Linked DNA regions of Homo sapiens: region 1 is linked to region 2. Evidence: chromatin loops called from intact Hi-C (ENCODE). Cell type or tissue: HCT116. All regions are shown on one strand. Each heading gives the region's core, and the rest is flanking DNA. Links, peaks and the distances in the headings are about the cores only.

Evidence for each region. Peaks named below come from ENCODE experiments on the same cell type or tissue, not always from the same donor. Only the 100,000 strongest peaks of a DNase experiment are listed, where the experiment ranks them.
Region 1: a loop joins it to region 2, with 6 times the contacts of the local background. A loop is called at or near these places in 2 of 110 quality-filtered maps.

The regions. Positions count from the first base shown.
Region 1 is chr5:38,207,772-38,210,689 of GRCh38, reverse strand. No RefSeq gene overlaps it. Among named protein-coding and RNA genes, the nearest start is that of EGFLAM, 49 kb to the left of the region's middle. In HCT116, for the core only: a CTCF peak has its summit at 1,723 (motif pointing left); a DNase peak (open chromatin) is centred at 1,709.
Region 2 is chr5:38,665,986-38,668,903 of GRCh38, reverse strand. The region is part of intron 8 of LIFR-AS1 (LIFR antisense RNA 1); the gene reads right to left. Among named protein-coding and RNA genes, the nearest start is that of LINC01265, 53 kb to the left of the region's middle. In HCT116, for the core only: a CTCF peak has its summit at 1,688 (motif pointing right); a DNase peak (open chromatin) is centred at 1,703.

The sequences.
Region 1 (2,918 bases), core at 236-2,735, 460 kb after region 2:
ATTCTGTGCCATCAGTGCTCTTTTTTCTTTTGCTCACTGATTCTTCACTTTTCCACCTTCCTACTCCTTTCTCACTCCTCCCCCTTTCCTCCTCTCTTTCTACATCTCTGCCTCCTGCTCTGTGCTCCTGCAAGATCCTCTTTTTGCCATTTTGTAATCCTTCTTCTTTTGGGTGACACATAGCTCTGTTGGCAGCACCTGAAACCAAGGACGTCACTGTCCCTGGGAATAATGGAAGGGGAAGCTTGGCCCAGCTCAGGGCTTTCCAGAAGGATTTAACTTAATTCCTCAGACACTGGGCATCAGACAGAAAAGGCTTAGGGAGAACAAGATGAGAATTAAAGCAAAAATCATCAAGAATATTTTGTTATTACATTTTAAAAAGATCCTAAAACATTTAAAGACATATGCAAGTTGTATTGGGTTGGTGTGAATGTAGTCAGAGAGATATGCATACATAATCAATTCTTTTTACGCTTTTTGCAGTGTGAGTTTGTGAGTGGGTGTATGTTTATCCCAGGATTCAGAGAATAACAAATTTTTGATTACCAGGACTAATGGATGTGACACAAATATCCCAAGTAGCTGAATATTAAACAGTGATTTTTGCAGACGTATTTGCAAGATAAGCTGTTGTGTTTTAATTAAACAAATATATGTGTATATGATGGTGAATCTGTGGGTATATATACCATAGAGAGAGGGGGAAATGGAAGGTGGGAGGGAAAGAGAAAGGGAGAAGGAGGGAGAGGGAGAAAGAGGGAGAGGATATGCACAATATGACCTGAAATCCTGCTGTGCTCACCAGTTTGTGGCAGCATCTGTCCATAGGAAAGGACTTTAAAAAAATTGTGATGGGAACACTTAACGTGAGATACATCCTGTTAATAAACATGTAAGCATATCATGCATGAGTGTTGATTACAGGTACAATATCATGCAGCAGATCTTTAGAGCATGTTCATCTTGCTTGACTGAAACCTACACCAGTTGTCCCCCTCTCCCCTCTCCCACAGCCCCACCATTCCATTCTCTGATTCTATAGAATTGATTATTTTAGATACTTCATTGATGTAAATCCAGGAAGCACTTTTTTTAATTTATAGGAAAATCACCTGTGGGCCAGTGGCTCTTGTGTATCTTCTCAAACTCTAATGTGATATGAACCACCAGTGGAATCTTATTTAAGTGCGGATTTTGATCCGGTGGGCCAGGAGCAGATCCTAAAATTCTGTGTTTCTAATAAGCTCCCAGGTTTGGCCTACAATACAGTCCCATGGGCCATAGTTGGGTAGTATAGTGGGATTTTTAATGTAACAGTAAGCTCAAAAGCTTTAGTTACATTAAATATCTATTTTATTGCATTAAATGGCAACATTTATAATAATACAACTAGGCCAGAGGTGGGCAGATATATCATTTCTGGAAGAGGACCTCTGGAATTTCTAAAAAGAAGAAGATTTGGTGGAAGTTTCCAAGGTAAAGTTATTTGATTTGGAAAAATGTGAAATATATGGGGAAAGATTCCAAATGTGTTTCCAGTGTTGGCTGAGGTGTCCAGATGTTTGGAACCCAAATAGACACTGATAAATTCTGCCAGGTTGGGCCCCCTGGTCTGAGCAAGGTGTGAGGCCTGTTTGCAAACCTATCTGACAAAGCCGTGCTGGGAACTGACTCAGGGCAGGACCCAGTAGCTTGTTAGAGCTTGTTGGCTTTGGGTGCCATCTTGTGGCAAGAAGCAACAAAAATTTTTAAAATCCAGAAACAATCAAAGGTTCTCACCTATGCATGATGTTGTGTTAGGTACTGTAATTAAGAACAATAAAAATATTACATATCTAAATTGTATAGTTGAGACCCTTGCTAAATTCAACACACTTTGCTTTAGCCAACATTGTATGTCTACTCTTGTCTGCTGTGTGGCCATGGGCAGATTGCTTGATGTTGCAAGATCTTGAGTACTAAATCCGTAAAATGGGAGTAATTAAACTACCTCATGAAATTGTGGTGAATATCCCACCCGTGGAAGATGCTTAGCCCCAGTGACTGATACGAGCTCAAAAGGAAGGGAGAAAAAGTGGTAGCAATGATTATTAATGGTTGTAGTAGAAAAATAACAATTATTAGAAAAAACATAATATTTTATTATTTCCTTTTTAAAACAAGGAAAATAAGATCTAGAAGTCAAGTGATTTATCCAAGGTAATAAATCCAGTGTCAGATCTAGATGTCAAATATAGGTCTTTCTACTTGAGACAGTGGAACCTTAATTACAAGGTCGTCTTCATTGTATGCGTTAGTCTGATAAGCTAAAAGGAAAGTTATGTAAGTCGGCTTTCACTAGGCTATGCGCAGTAACAAGTCACCCCAATACTTCAGTGGCATACACCACACAAAGATTTACTTCTTGCTTGTGTTACATGAACTTTGCAAGTGGTCTGAGCCATGAATGCTCCTGTCAGGTCTTGCTAGGTGAATACAATTTTGGGAGGAAGGGCCAAGGGAGGTATTAATAATAATGTTCTATGGTGTGTATGTCAACATCTTAAACCCCTTCAAAGTCTGAAAGAAATCTTCTGAGGTCCTACAGTCAGTCCATTTCCAGTGCGCCCCTTCTACAGGTGGGAAAGGAGGCCAAGGGAGGTATTAATAATAATGTTCTATGGTGTGTATGTCAACATCTTAAACCCCTTCAAAGTCTGAAAGAAATCTTCTGAGGTCCTACAGTCCATTTCCAATGTGTTCCTTCTACAGGTGGGAAAGAGGCTCAAAGTAGACAAGCGGCAGCCTCAAGGTTATGAAAAGAGACAGATCATGCCCTGGGAAGTGCTCCCCTGTGAGAAGTAAAGAGTATTATCTTGGTGCCCCATTACCATGAGCCACTCCCATGCCTGCTTTCCTTTCTACCTCACTGTCTC
Region 2 (2,918 bases), core at 153-2,652:
GAGCTGCAAGTGTTTCTAATGCACCGATTCTCACAATGCTGAAATGCTCTCCCTGCCCATTGACTCAAGGGAGCCAACCAATGAACTACGTCTGTTCATGGAGAGATGCATGTAGGGATCAGAGTATCCCAAAGATGCATTTTTCTAGACAGTACCTGGTCGCTGTACACCAGTTACCAGTGCAGGGAAGTGTGAACATAGCCAAGAATTCGGACTGAAATTCAGAAGGCTTTTAATTCACTATTGGTAGTGAATATTTCTGACTCAAGTCTCAACAGAAAACAGAGTGCATTCAGGATGGTACAAAGAACATTAAAGAAAAGACTATCTGTAGAGGACTAAATGGGATCAGAAGGGACTCTGAGGCACCAGGGGACTGATGAAAGTGGGCAGCCATTACACCCCCAGGTTTGAAGGGTCAAGGGGAGAACTGGCAGGTGCCAGAACCCAGTAAGAGCTGTAATGTGGGAGAGGAGGCCTTTGATGGGAGTTTGCTCATCAGTAGAGGAACAGGACCACCATACCCTAGTGAAGAGGGGAGTCAAAAACACTGACATCTCTCTTTCCCACCTTCTGACCGCTTACTAGTGCCTCCCTCTGGCTGAACCACCAGAAGCCCATTGATACAGTCCATACCGGCAGTCTCCTGCAGCTCAAGGCAGAGCTAAAAAAGCTGGAAATGGATTTGGAGGGGCAAATCAAAAATAACCTTGCGTGGCAACTCTGTGAGTCCCGGGAAAGGCACAAATACAGTTTTCTTTTTCTTTGTTTTGCCTTGGTTTGTCCTGTATTGGAATGGCTACGTGATGAATTCACACTTATTGATGGGAGAAAGTTATCTACTACATACTTGTACCCAGATTAGATATGGCAATCAGAAGGTCCAGTTCAATTCTCTAAGCAGCTGAATTTTCTTAACTACCTGGGAGGATATGTCACATTTTAAAGCCATACAAAGATCTTCAAGGCTCTGCATTCCAGACAGTTTTCTCTATTTGTTGGGATTTTCGGAAGCCCAATGAGTGACACTCCTGTTCCTTTCAATCTCCCTATATTGGGAGATTGAAAAATCACATTTAATATTTAAAGCTGATATTAGACAGCAAGGTTTAGTAGGAATGCTAAATGAGCTTACTAAAATTGTGCTGCAGAATAAAATGTATCCACTCAGTCACAGGCAAAGCAGGAAAACACAGGTCTTGCCCACGGGGGCAGAGTCTTTACTGCTAACCTCTTGAGCAGATGAAAACACATGCTTTTTGCAAGTGGACAGACCCCTAAAGAGGAGAGGTAGGAGCTGAGGCACCATGCTCAGTTGCTTATCTCATTCAGGGGTTAGGTCTGTCCTTGTTCCATGGTGGAAGAGTGAGTCACCTGCCAACAACAAGAAGGATATGTGCAAACAGACAAAGCAGAAGGTCCCATGGTCCATCCACCCATTATTCCCCTTCTGATAGTAACCCCCGGGGTGTTCTATGGGAGAAGGTGATCCGCTTGTCCCCCAGGCTTTTAAGAAATGTATCAGTGCCCATGTCTGACTTCCCAAAGCCCTGGCTTGACCTGTTGACATTGGTTTGTACAACTTCTTGGAGAAACCAGTTCCTTGTTTTCCTCCCATGGATTCTCTGTGCCCCCAAAGTGTGGGGGAGATAGCAGGAGACCAGCCTCCACCTCCGCTTCTGTCCTCCAGGTGGCAGGAGCACCATCTGGACTGTTCTACAGCCTCAGACCAAGCCAAAGATAACAGTATGTTCATGCACAGGAACACGCTGTGCTTCTCCAGATCCCAGGAAAGCAAATCCCAGTGAAGGTCAATAGTGGTACACTGTTTATAACTCAACTTTGGGTAGGAAGAACAAATATTAGGCCTCAGAACTTTCTTTTGTCAAGGACTCATGAGCCTTCTGCTAGGTCCCATCTGATCTTTTGTTAACTAGGTTCTTTCAAGCCCTGTTTATTCAGTGTCAAAAATTCTTAAGCAGCCGAACTCAAGTACCTGGGCTAGAAAGCTGCTATAGTTGCTCTGGAGAGAGTGGCCAGGAGTGGCAAATACCCTCCTGGCCCAGGCCCCACTGACTCTCCTCTCCAGGCTGCCTCTCCAACCCCAAAAACTCATCCAAAAGATGGTGCAATACAATACAACAGAGGCTACCTTCTCACCTTAGTGGTCAGAAACTAGAGCCATGTGTACAATTGCCTACTTGATATTTCTTCTTCAATGTCCCAAAGGACCCTGTCCCACTTCTGCCCCAAGCCTGATCCTTCTATAGTGTTTCCATTGTCAGTGAAGACATTCCCATCCAGACAAATGTGCAAGCTGGAAACCTAGGAGTCAGGCCTATCTCAATCCACATCGAAGTCATTTCCAAGTCATTTCTATTTGGTCCCCAAATCCTCTCTTGAATCCCTCCACTCCCCTCCATCCCCTCCTCTACTACCCTGGTCTGTGCCACAGTCATCTCTTTCCCTACCTATTCTGCCTGAATTCTTTCTCATCCTGCCTCCAATTCAGCCCCATTCTGCAGCTACAACAATTATTTTTTTCCAGAATGCAAATCTCATCATCTTTCTTCTTTAAAGCCCTTCAGTAGCCTCCTATTGCTCCTGGGAGAAAAATGAAAAGCCTAAAATAATCCACTAGATCTTCATCCAGCCCTTCATGCATCTGCACCTCTCTTTGGGCGGCACTTCTATTGGCCTCCAACCCTTTGTATTCTGGTCCCGCAGGTACTGTTTTTTCTCCCACCAAAGGGCCAGTGCATGTGTGCTTTCTCTATGTTGCTCCTCTCTGTGGAGGTTGAAGGCTTACATCTCAGCTAGGAGGACTTCCTCAGGGGCCCCTTTCTGACTTTCTGGAAGAGACAAAACCTCCCCCACTACATTTTTCCATGACAAACATGGGTTTCCCCCCATTCAGA